Regions from separate parts of the Homo sapiens genome. Here region 1 is linked to region 2. A link is a contact called in ENCODE Hi-C or POLR2A ChIA-PET data. All regions are on one chromosome and are shown on one strand. The core of a region is the stretch at or near the end of the contact, and the rest is flanking DNA. Distances in the headings are between cores, read along the strand shown. Region 1 holds the start of SIRT1 (sirtuin 1). Region 2 holds the start of CTNNA3 (catenin alpha 3).

What was found. Hi-C counts contacts between places; a loop is a spot of excess contacts on that map. ChIA-PET counts read pairs that join two places held with the same protein, here RNA polymerase II (POLR2A). Pooled maps may share reads with other maps.
Region 1: a loop to region 2 is called in a map of PC-3, with 4 times the contacts of the local background. The contact joins the promoter of SIRT1 here to the promoter of CTNNA3 in region 2. A Hi-C loop is called at or near these places in 1 of 168 maps with a recorded cell type or tissue (PC-3) and 8 of 50 pooled maps. POLR2A ChIA-PET finds 5 or more read pairs at or near these places in 3 of 52 experiments (BJ, HEK293 and WTC11).

Annotation. Positions count from the first base shown.
Region 1 is chr10:67,881,617-67,888,372 of GRCh38, reverse strand. It overlaps SIRT1 (sirtuin 1), which reads right to left and starts at 3,717. Exons shown (of 9, transcript NM_012238.5): 1 at 3,222-3,717; 2 at 840-956. The coding sequence starts at 3,651. RefSeq lists silencers at 3,012-3,131, 2,928-3,222, 3,657-3,841, 3,342-3,881, promoters at 3,649-3,824, 3,651-3,862, 3,650-4,681, 3,652-6,037 and enhancers at 3,962-4,121, 4,142-4,201.
Region 2 is chr10:67,693,891-67,700,024 of GRCh38, reverse strand. It overlaps CTNNA3 (catenin alpha 3), which reads left to right and starts at 3,830. Exons shown (of 18, transcript NM_013266.4): 1 at 3,830-4,025. RefSeq lists an enhancer at 2,081-2,130.

The DNA.
Region 1 (6,756 bases), core at 2,468-4,967, 190 kb before region 2:
TTTCTTTTACCCTGAGATTGCTCAAACCAGCTCCCTAGGCTTGAGAAAACAAAAATAAATAAATAAATAAATTACAGACACCAAAGAGAAACTGATCTTCACTATGTTTAAATAATCAAGCCATTTGTAAGAGTGAGAACACAAAAAGATCCACTTTCAAGATGGTTATACCTTTGGTATAAAAAACTGATAATGCTTTCTACATCGAAATACTTTCCCATTTCATTCACATATTTATTAAATATTTATTGAGCACAAACTATGTGCCAGGCACTTTTTTAGGCACTGAAAAGACAGGAGTATACAAGTCAGTCAAAAATTCCTGCTCCCGTAGAACTTATATTCTAGACCAGGAAACAACACAATTTAAAAAGTAAGATACAGAGCTTTTCAAGAAGTGGTAAGTGTACAATAAAGTGAAAAAACAAGGAATATGAAGTGAGGGAGGAAGATATTCTAACCGGATGAAGAACACTACACAAAAAGGGGACAAGTGAGGTGGGGCAAGGTGGCACATGCCTGTAATCCCAGCACTTTGGGAGGCCCAGGCGGACGGATCACCTGAGGTCGGGAGTTCAAGACCAGCCTGACCAACATGGAGAAACCCCGTCTCTACTAAAAATTCAAAATTAGCCGGGCGTAGTGGCATATGCATGTAATCCCAGCTGCTGGGGAGGCTGAGGCAGGAGAATCGCTTGAACCTGGAAGGCGGAGGGTACGGTGAGCCGAGATCGCGCCATTGCACTCCAGCCTCCGCAACAAGAGCGAAACTCTGTCTCAAAACAAACAAACCAAAAACCGTACATTTACTCTCTAAAATTAACAGCTCTGAGCCATACCTATCCGTGGCCTTGGAGTCCAGTCACTAGAGCTTGCATGTGAGGCTCTATCCTCCTCATCACTTTCACAGGAATGAAAACCATTAGTGATAATTTCATCACCGAACAGAAGGTTATCTGCAAAAGAAACCAAGTCAGTCAAGGCTATCAAAACAACATGCACCTAAAATGTATGAACGGTTATAGAGCAATCATTTTCATCGAGTACAGCATTTAACATTTACACGGCGTGTGTAAAGCATGCCTATGGGGTCAGCTTGCACTGTTCATTGGAACAGTTTCTTCATCTTTAGGAATTCTGCTCACTCAGTTTCAGCCAAAATCTAAAAATAAATTAAGTCTACTTAAAAAACAGAAAAGATAGCCGGGAGCGGTGGCTCACGCCTCTAATTCCAGAGCTTTGGGAGGCCGAGGCAGGCGGATCACCTGAGGTTGAGAATTCGAGACCAGCCTGACCAACATGGAGAAATCTCGTCTCTACTAATAATACAAAAATTAGCCGGGCATGGTGGCGCATGCCTGTAATCCCAACTACTCAGGAGGCTGAGGCACGAGAATGGCTTGAACCCGGGAAGCGGAGGTTGCGGTGAGCCGAGATCACGCCATTGCACTCCAGCTTGGGTAACAAGAGCGAAACTCCACCTTTTAAAAAAAAAGAAAAGGAAAAAAAAAAAGAAAAGATAATAATCTAGCTAGAATGTATCATACAATCACAAACAATAGCGTTCGTGAAACGTGTAATAAATGGACATTTACATAAAAACGTCATTCAAATATAACCTTGGCAATGCGCACGTTAAACTTACACAATACTACAAGTACCTCTGCATTGTTTCCTCTATTAAATAAACAGTATTAATAACACAATTATTATTAGGTAAATAATAAATTAGTACTCAACTGTGTTGCTTGAAATCAGGGTCTCTTTACTAAATCAGTCCCTAAAAACACATATTACTTTTTTTTTTTTTTTTTTTTGAGACGGGGTCTCACTCTGTTGCCCACCCTGGAGTGCAGTGGCAGGATCACAGCTCACTGCAACCTCGAACTCTAGTACCTGGGACTAAAGGTGTGCGACACCACGTCCCGCTTTTTTTACTTTTAGTAGAGAGGAGGTCTCGCTATGTTGCCCAGGCTGGCCTGAAACTCCTAGGCTCAAGAGATCCTCCCGCTTTGGCCTCCCAAAGTGCTAGGATTACACGAAAGAGCCACCGCGCCCGGCCTGACCCAAATATTGATAAAGATGAACACCTATCAAGGATAGAAACTCCTCAGATCAAAAATAAGAAACCTGACCGGGCGCGGTGGCTCACGCCTGTAATCCCAGCACTTTGGGCGGCCGAGGCGGACGGATCACGAAGTCAAGAAATCAAGACCATCCTGGCCAACATGGTGAAACCCCGTCTCTGCTAAAAACACAAAAATTAGCTGGGCGTGGTGGCGGGTGTCTGTAGTCCCAGCTACTCGGCAGGCTGAAGGAGAATCGGTTGAACGCGGGAGGCGGAGGTTGCACTGAGCCGAGATCGCGCCACTGCACTCCAGCCTAGCGACAGAGCGAGACTCCGTCTCAAAAAAAAAAAAAAAAAAAAAAAGAAACCTTCAAGAACATGACAACTGCAACATATCTGCTTCATTATGCTAGAAGTGTTAAGTTTGTGTCTCAATACTACATACATACAAAAAAAGCATGTTTAGCCCAAACACCATTACCGCACAAGAGCAAGATTAGAATAAAAGTAATATGAACAGCTCTAAAAGTACTCTCTCTCCCATACCCACTCCTAACTGCATTACAGAATGGTAATGTCTTCAGGAACAGCCACGTTCTTTAAATTTTGCAAGCTGTGACTATAGAAACAGCTTTCCTCTTTCAAAAATTGTAATTTCAGTCATAAAAATATAGACCAAAAAAAGCAAACTGCACAGGTGTCAAGTTTGCAAAAAGCAATTGAAAACGCAGACCAACGGGACAGCCAAAAAGTTGCAGACTTAAGTGTGCTGGGGGGTAGAGGAGAAAAGCAATGAAAATAAAAAATAAAGAAAAAGAAAAAAAAAGCTCTAACAAAAGCAATATGCTAAAAGAGTAAGAGGGGGAGAGAAACTTATTTTAAAGCGACTGCGAGAGTCTCCCGACCTGGCTGCTGCGGAAAGAACAAGGCCGCCCAGGCGGGCCACGGACGGAGGAAAAGAGCGAATCCACTGGCAGCTCGCGCAGTAGGAACCGCAGCCCCGGAGGAGCGCGGCTGAACGGAGGGCCGGGGTGGGGAGGGGAACGCCGCGGAGCCTGCCCCGAGCCCCCAGCCGCCCTCAACCTCAGGCCAGTAGGAGCCCGGGGAGAGGGAGGAGGAGATGCGCAGTTCCGGCCGCCCGCACCCTGCGCACCTCGGTACCCAATCGCCGCCGCCGCCGCCTCTTCCTCCTCCTCGCCCTCGTCGTCGTCGTCTTCGTCGTACAAGTTGTCGGCCAGCGGTGGCTCCCGAGATGGGCCCTGCAGGCCCGGCCCATTGTCTCCTTCCCCAGCCGCCGCAGTCGCCTGGGCCTCTTGCTCCCCGCCTGCCGCCGCCGCCTCTGCCTCCGCCTCCCGCCACAGCGCCGCCGCCGCCGCACCCGGGCAGCCCCTGGCCGCCGCCGGCACCTCACGCTCTGGGGCCGCCCCACCGGGCTCGCCCGGGCTCCGCTCGAGGCCGGGACCATCTCTCCGCGGCCTCTTGCGGAGCGGCTCCCCGGCGGGGGACGACGCGGCCTCCCTGTCGGCCCCCGCCGCCGAGGGGGAGCCGCCGGGCTGAAGGGCGAGGGCCGCCTCGTCCGCCATCTTCCAACTGCCTCTCTGGCCCTCCTCCCTCGCCTCCTCTGCTCCCGCTCGACGCGCGGCACTGGCGCCCCCGCGGCTCCGGCTGCGGGAGATTTAAACCCCATCACGTGACCCGCCCCATCGCCGCCCCCGCCCTCTCGGCGCTCCCGCCACCCACGCGGGCCAGACCACAACACTACGGGTCACGTGGCGGGCGGAGGCTGTTGCGTCTACCGCTCCGCCTGGGCTGGAAGCGCACTCGGCCCCGGCGGCCGGCGGCCCTTCCTCTTTGTGGCGAGCGTGTAGTGCAGCCAAATTCGCCCCTCGGCCGCTTTCTCAACTTCTCTTTCAAACTGACCTCAAATCACTACCGCCGGAACAGCTCAAGTTTTGGTCCGCCCTGGGAATTTCCACGTCTTCCTGAAGTGTACACCTGGCCTGCCTTAGCCTTGTCTATATTTAGCTAAGGGTTAAAACACAGCTGAAGCTGGCTAAGACTTAGCTCCCTGAAATACGTTGGATAGTCGTTCTGTTTTGTTAATAAGTAGGAAGAGAGGCAAAAGGAGGCGGCTCCTTTCCCACTCTCCTCACACCGTTCTGACAGCTCCTCTTTTGCTCCTTTTTCTGCTCCTTGCTTTTCTCCTTAGTCGGTTGCTTTTTTCCCCTCTCTCCCATCACTTGTAGGGTGGTATACATTGTAAAATCCTTGAAGGCATATGTCCTCCTGGGAAGACCTTTGACGTGGAGGTTTGGAGATCAGCCGATCTACTTTCTGGCCCCAGCTTGGCTTCAAACGTGTGTGAATTCCCTCCTCCGGGCCTCAGTTTTCTCACGTGCAGAATGGGTTTGTTGGGTCAGTATGAGAGCATGGGAAGGAAATGACTTGGCCTCCATGCACATCTGCCCTTGGTTAAAATTTGGAGTCCTTCCTTTCTAGCGTGAGCTATCTAGCCGTTTCTAAACTTAATTTTTCTCATGTCTTAAATGGTAATAAGTATTTTAAAACGTCATAGATTTAAATGAGATAACCAGATGTAAAACGAGGGGTACCTAGTAGTTCAAAAGGCTTAGTGGAAAGCCCTTCCACTTTCCTCTCTCCCTGAAATTCTGGCACACTGTGACTCCATATCTAATCTTAACTAAGGACCCATATAACCCATGGTAGATCTAGAGCCAGTGTTTGTTATGGCATCTGCCTGGAGCACAGCGTTTCTATCTGTTTAAAGGACCTCTACGAGTTTATGGTACACTGTCCCTTAAGCCTAGTATGGGTTCTGGCCATACTGCATCAATTACCTGCGTGACTTTAGGCAACCAACTTAAAGCTGTTTCTTCATCCTTAAAATAAAAAATAAAAAGCTGGAAATATATCGCTAAGGTCCTATCTACATCCAAAAGTCTTATTTCATCTGGTCACCACTATTCATTTCTGAAAGTAATCATCTCCAGTCCTAGAAGCCTTAAAACCATCTTTGGTTGCGTGGGGGTCAAGGGGAGGGAGAGCATTAGGACAAATAGCTAATGCATGCGGGACTTAAAACCTGGCTGGGCGCGGTGGCTGCTGCCTGTAATCCCAGCACTTTGGGAGGCCGAGGCGGACAGATCACCTGAAGTCGGAAGTTCGAGACCAGCCTGACCAACATGGAGAAACCCCGTCTCTACTAAAAATACAAAATTAGCCGGGCGTGGTGGCACATGCCTGTAATCCCAGCTACTCAGAAGGCTGAGGCAGGAGAATCGCTTGAACCCAGCAGGCAGAGGTTGCGGTGAGCCGAGATCGCACCATTGCACACCAGCCTGGGCAGCAAGAGCGAAACTCCGTCTCAAAAAAAAATATAAATAAAACCTAGATGAGGGGTTGATTGGTGCAGCAAACCACCATGGCTCACCTATAAGTATGTAACAAACCTACACATTCTGCACCTGTATCCTGGAACTTAAATTAAAAAAAAAATCTTTGAAGCGTTCCTTCATACCAATCCCTCTGAAATCCATCTGACCAATCAATGACCAAATCCTGTTGTCCTTCCTTTCTTGCTACACTCCTCCCAATTCCTGACTAGGCACCACACTCCTAGTGGTTGACATACTTGGTCCTCCCCACTTTCTGTCTTACACTACAAAATATTTCATAAATTGACTCTCAGCTACGTTGGTGGAATGCAATATATGAAATGTTGAGAGTCAGTATCCCAATAAAACAGAAACAAAATTCCCAGCTTTTTTGAGAAAAAGATGTCTGTAAGCTTATGAGCATCCTGTTGTTCATTAATTCATTTATATTTATAGTATATTATTGACACGTGAAGTTTATGAACTACAAGAAATGCTATGTGATCAATATTATTGTTAGTATGCTGAGAGGTCAGAGATGCAGTATGCTTTTCAGGTAGGATAAATGAGAAACAGAAATTGTATTACAACAAACACAAAAACAAAAAATCCCAATTAGACTTCTGGTCTACCACTGGTTAAGAACTAACATTAAGGCTAGGCGCTGTGGCTCACGCCTATAAATCCCAGCACTTTGGGAGGCCAAGGCGGGCGGATCACCTGATGTCAGGAGTTCGAGACCAGCCTGACCAGTATGATGTAACCCCGTCTCCACTAAAAATACAAAAATTAGCCCAGAGTGGTGGCATGCGCCTGTAATCCCAGCTACTCGGGAGGCTGAGACGGGAGAATCGCTTGAACTCAGGAGGTGGAGGTTGCAGTGACCTGAGACAGTGCCATTGCACTCCAGCCTGGGCAACAAGAGTGAAACTCTGTCTCAAAAAAAAAAAAAAAAAAAAAAGAACATTAATATTCTGGCTGACTTAGTAGTTCTATTCTCCTAAGTTAATAAATTGGCCTGCCAAGCACGGTGGCTGACGCCTGTAATCCCAGCACTTTGGGAGGTCGAGGCGGGTGGATCACGAGGTCAGGAGATCAAGACCATCCTGGCTAACACGGTGAAACCCCGTGTCTACTAAAAATACAAAAAATTAGCCGGGTGTGGTGGCGGGCGCCTGTAGTCCCAGCTACTCGGGAGGTTGAGGCAGGAGAATGGCGTGAACCCAGGAGGCGGAGCTTGCAGTGAGCCGGGATCGCGCCACTGCACTCTGGCCTGGGCGACAGAGTGAGACT
Region 2 (6,134 bases), core at 2,581-5,080:
CTAGCAATCAGTGAGACTCTGTGGGCATAGGACCCTCCAAAGCATGTGCGGGATATAATCTCCTGGTGCGCTGTCTTTTAAGCCCATCGGAAAAGCGCAGTATTAGGGTGGGAGTGACCCGATTTTCCAGGTGCCGTCTGTCACCCCTTTCTTTGACTAGGAAAGGGAACTCCCCGACCCGTTGTTCTTTCCGAGTGAGGCAGTGGCTTGCCCGACTTCGGCTCGCGAACGGTGCACTGCACCCACTGTCCTGCGCCCACTGTCTGGCACTCCCTAGTGAGATGAACCTGGTACCTCAGATGGAAATGCAGAAATCACCCGTCTTCTGCGTCGCTCATGCTGGGAGCTGTAGACCGGAGCTGTTCCTATTCAGCCATCTTGGCTCCACCTTCTCTTTTCTTAACTGCTTCTTAGTAATCCCTGAGTGAAATGTCTATCCTCAAATACTGGAAATTCCTTAGCGTGTACCTGGGTGGCTTCATTGTCTTTCATTTTGAGCCATAGTCACCAATTATTGGCAACAGGAGAAGTCCCACTCAATATCCTATGTCATTTAAAGATCTCATTTGAAGCCATAGGTTAGGATGTGTTATCCCCTCAGGTGACAGAATGGTTTGGCCACCTGGAGGTTGTTGATAGACTTAAAAATGACCCTTTTGGGAGTGAAGGGGAAATAAATCATCTTAGTGGGTTGTGAAGTGAGAGGTAAAAACATAGGGGTGGTGGACAACTCATTTGGGAAGTATTATGATGAAGGCACAGAGAACTAAGTAGCAACCACAGGGAGTTGTAGGGTAAAAGTATGTTTTGTTTGTTTGAAAATTTTCAGGTAGAAGTCCTGTGGCATATTTTTGCACTGATCATTGGAGAAAGGGTGATAATGCAGTGTGTGAGGTGATCGTGAAGGAGCAGAGTCCTTGAAAAGGTGAGGGAAGAAGGGATCCAGCACACAAGAGAGATTAGCCTTTGGTAAGAGCAAGAGGACTTCTTGCATTTTAATAGGAGGGAGGGTAGAGAAGATGAGGCTCGGTGTTAGTGGGTTTATAGATTTGATGATGGAAAGATGTGAAACATCTTCCAGATGGCTTCTGTTCTTCTTAGTGAGGCAGGAGAGTTGGTTAGCTGCTAATAATAAGGATGGTTGGGAAGGGAGAGTGAGAAACATTTTTTTTTTTTGTATTAATAGTACATAAGACCTTCAAATCAGGGGCAGATTCATTTAGATTCACCTAAAATACCTGACAAGGTGCCAGAAGTATTTATCACATATTTTTGAAAAAAATGGTTTTAATTATCACAAACAGGGATTATTCCTAGCTTTAAATCTCATTTTAGAAAGGTATTATGGCTGTTCAGAAAATTACATATTTTTAAAGCCCGAACCTGAAATTGCCAGTATTTTGAGATATTATGGACAGATGAAATGGACTCATGGTTCATGCAAAAGTGATTTTCATTCTATAAGGGATTTTATTGACAAGAAGAAACTACTCCATTCTGACTAAAGAACATATTGCACCCTGGAGGATTTATTTTCCAAGAGAGGCTACTGACAGGGATAGAATTATCTTCTTTTTGGAGGCCTCCCTTCTCTCCTGTAATCTTCTAGCTGGCGCCTAACACAGGGCTCTGCATCAAGGGGCTTCTCAATACATCCAATTGAATGACTTTGTTTGGGGCCGGTCCTGATGCCCAGAACGAAAAAACTTACTTTTGATTACCTCGGGAGAATTGCTAGTAATGGCCCTGATTTATTCTCTCTCTTTTTTCTCTCTTTTTTTTTTCCCCAGCTCTTCTACCCTCAATGTTTGATTGCTTGCAAGAGGCATGTGAGCCAAAATTTTAAAGTTTGCAAAGTATAAAGAAAGGAAACAAGTAAATAGGGAAGGAGAATAAATACTGAACAAGACTGGGCAAGGTGACAAGAAAGAACTACTGTGAAAATCTGGAAGAGGGCCAGGATGCAAAATGCAGGGGCTGTGTAGTTTACAGGAACTATTTAGCCTCCAGCATGCCTCAGCGATCACACAGAGAAAGGCAGATTTCTCTGCTTTTGTCTCCTACCCTATAGTTAGCTATGGAAATTTGACATAGGTGATATATGTTTTCTGTCAGCAAACTGATACAAATACAGAGGACCATGGGGCCTGTGATCAACAAATCCAACGTGATTTGAATTGCTAGGAGGGGACCTCTTGTGGCTATAGTGGGAAATACTTCAGCTAAATACTACCTTGGAGGCTGCAGATATTTTTATGAAGGAATTAAAAAAAAACCCACTATAAAAGCTCTTTAAAATTACATTTCAGATATTTATAATATTTAATTGTTTTGATAACACCAAATTCTGTAAGAAGGTTTTATCTGTATTGCATCTCTGAAGAGTTCAGTGTAATTTAAAGCTCTTCAGCTTTTATCCATTTAATTCACATATCCTCTGAAAAGCAAATGAAAAGAATAAGAGTTCTCATCTACATTTTGTAGGTGGAAAGGAGAGGTACAGGGCAGGTAAGTAACTTATTGTGGTTTCACAGCAGGACAAGCTAGGCTTATGATAGAATTTGGATATCTCATCTTGGGCTCAATTCAACAGTCCTGGTTTGGAAAACATTCATTATTAAAGCTCTAAAACAAAACCTGCTATTTTGCAAGTGTCAAGTGATTTCTTTATTCAAGAAAAGATGGATTGAGAGACATAAAACTTACTCTTTGTTTCACTGTGAAAAGATGCTATTCCTAGATTCTCCAGGGGGAAAAAGCTGCTTTAAAAAAATCTGGGGAGGATAGCATGTTAGCAACTAAGAATCTTTAGATAAATATATTGTCAATTATGCCCATTTTAAAGGTAGCTACATAAAAATACAGTTGTTTTGAAGGCTATCCTGAAAATCATATAAAATGAACTCCTTTCATAGTTGATTCTCTGACAGTTCCCAGACCCTGCCTTTCCTCTTGGCTCCCTGAAATTTGTGCTAAGAGTATCTGGAGAGCCAATAAATAAATGCTTTCTTTTTATTTTGAATTCAGCCTTTTAAGAACAGGACTGCCAAAACTCAAACAAGTAGTTCATATTTTAGTTAGCACCTCTTGTTTTAGAAGCTATTAGAAGAAAGTCGGAAAAATGGTAATGTCCAAGGAAATGCCACAGAAGTTCGAGTGGGATGTCAAGGAATTGATGAAATGATAAAGATTGTTTCAGTGGATGTGAAGATATTGAGGGAGAAGATATCAAAAAAAAGGGAAAAGGAAATGTGAAAAAGAATAGTCATAGAGAGAAAAAATAAATTTTGGTGGAGAAGACTTTTTTTTTTGGTGGCTTAAATTTAATAATGGGTTAACCTATTGAGTTTTTGGTAAATCTTCAGTTTAGATTCTTTACTGATAATGATGTGGTTCCTCATAAATACTGGAAGGAGAGAGTGTGATGCTTGGTACAAGGGATGAGACAGGTAATATTTCAGAAGAAGAAAAATACGATCTCAGATGTGACACATGGCCTTGATGCCATCATCTCTAGGGTTCTGAAGACATTGAATTTTACATAATTGATCTTTTGATGTGAGGATTTCCTGGACTCTTGTTTTCCCTGCTTTATCATTTTTCACTTTCAATAATTCCAGCCTTTGGCTTTAATTAGATAGAAGAGGTTCTTCTTTTGGAAAGGAACTAGAGAAATGCAAATCTAAACTTATTCAGAGCTATGTTTGTAGGTCTCTAGGCAAAGTATGTGTCTGGCCTTTTTCAACGAAGTATTTTCAGTAACAAGTTGTCAGTGAGGTCAGTGACTAGCGGTTCAGGATTAGATACCACCCACCCTGGCTTGTAACCTCCCCTTTCTTTCTTATCCTGGGTGAACAACGCTCAGCGAAATTGACTGCCCCACTGTCATCTGCCTCTCAATTTGGTACTCTGTAACTCTGTGACCACCAAGAAGCCTTTTTCCGTCCCCCACAAAGCTCTTTTTGGAAAATTCCCTACGGGAGCTGAATTTTAAGCCCATTTACTTTATAGGAAGAAACAGAAAGGTAAGAATCAAGTTTGTAAAGAGAAGAGCTGAACTTCAGCGAATTCTCATTTCTGCATTGAATTCCTGTGTCTTAGTTATAATCATAGGTTTAAAATTTGGGGTTTTCTTCTGAACTGAGGAAGATCACATTATTGTATGAAATAGGAATGTTTTGACTAGTTATGAGAAACGTAGGCTTTCACGCTAATTTTAAAGTTATAAATAACTTTCGAACTATTGCCAGGGGAAGCTGGTAGCCAAGGTCGTGCTTTGCATTCAGAGAGTTTCTGGCTATAAAAAGCCGATTGGATACTGTGCAGGAAAAGATAAGATATGGCCTGGATGCTTGTGCTTTGGCATGGGAGTGGGGAAAAGGAAGCAAAGATGGAATATGTTTGAAGGGATTTTACTTTCAACCAAAAGCTAATTCATAGTAAATGGAAGATGTTTCAAGTGAGATAATGGCAAAAAGCATTAATTTCTGAATTTAATGTCTATTTGTTTTATAATTGGAAGGAATATTAAGAGGTTGAGGAATGCTCTCAGAACTGTTTGATGACCAGTTATAGTCAAATGAAAATCACTGTATGGAATGATCATGAGATGTAATGATCAATCATGTAAAGAAAAGGTCACTATCTAATGGGATCTGAATGATTGTGAGCAGCTGCTGTCAGTTACACGGAAGACAAATAAAAGAAATGAGTTCAAATGGAAACAAGAAGAAATTGGGGTTAGACATCAGAAAGTTCATTTACTGTAGAGGTTTTGAGTCACTGATATGTGCCTACTAAGATCTCTGGAGATAACGTGAGAATGCAATGATTTGCTTAAAACAAAGTGGAAAAAGCAGGATTTCAAGTTTGCATTGGTTCTGGGTTTGTGGCTAGCTTTTTAGACAGATTGAAAGCTCAACATATTGAGAATAGTTGTGATTTGAAGATTCAGATTATCCATGGTCAGATTTGAATGGCATATTTGAGTGTGCTATTAAAATTTCATTGTCCATTATAAAAAATTATCTCAGTAGAACCATAGGACAAGTTTGTTAAATGGAGAAACCTAAAATACAGACAGTATAGACAAAGTTATTCCCATTTGTTACCTCCTACACATAGTCTAAATCTTCCTATTTGAGTAAAGATTGGTAAAACTTTTTTTCATTATAAAAGCATTAAATGTTCATCGTAGGAATTTTGAAAGCACAGAAAAATATTTCCTGTAATTTCATTGATGTGTTTCCTTCTAGTCTTTTTTTTTCTAGATGGCTTTAAAAATAATTGCAATAATAGTATAGATAAAATTTGGAACCTTGCTTTTTCATTTAACCATATACCAAAACATTTTCCACAGAATATTACCTATTCTACAGTGGTGTTATTTTAAATTTGTGTAACATTTGTTCAAGTGAATGAATATAATTTTATTAATCATTGCTGAACATCTAGATGCTATGGTAAACATCTTTGTGTATTTATTTACTTATGTGTATATGTATGTTGTAGATATGTTTAAGATAATTTCCTTAATCTCTGTTTCTAACTGTAGAAGTGTTGGATTAGAGAACACTATGTTTGAAGGTAAAAGTTGTGATATTTAAGATGTGTTTTTACTGTTATTCTTTTAAAGCATTGTAAAATTCCTAGTCTACCAAATGATATATTTATTGTCTATGATGTGCAAAACATTGTTATCAGGCACATAGATACCAAAATACTTAGTGTTTAGAAGGATGGAATCTCTCCTACCTACAAAATTTCCACTCAATAAACTTTTACAGATATCAACAAAGCTACATGTCAGAGTTGAAAATACTTCAGCTCTGCCTGAAACCGATAGATAGTATTGTTGATCACTTACGTTACTTTGCACATGAAAATAACAGAATGTATAAGTAACTTTATTAGAAGACCATGTAGACATAGTGATTTATATGACTTTTATGATACAACTGTGACAAAGAAATAGGAATAGGAAGAATAAATTCTTTACTTATTGTGAATCTTTGGAGAAATTAGAAGTATTTGGAGAAAATCTGTAGGCAACAGACTAGAAAGAAAAGGGATAGAGGGCACATGCTAGAGGAGCAATTCAGTATTGGGTTTTTCTATAGGGAAAACATGAGAAT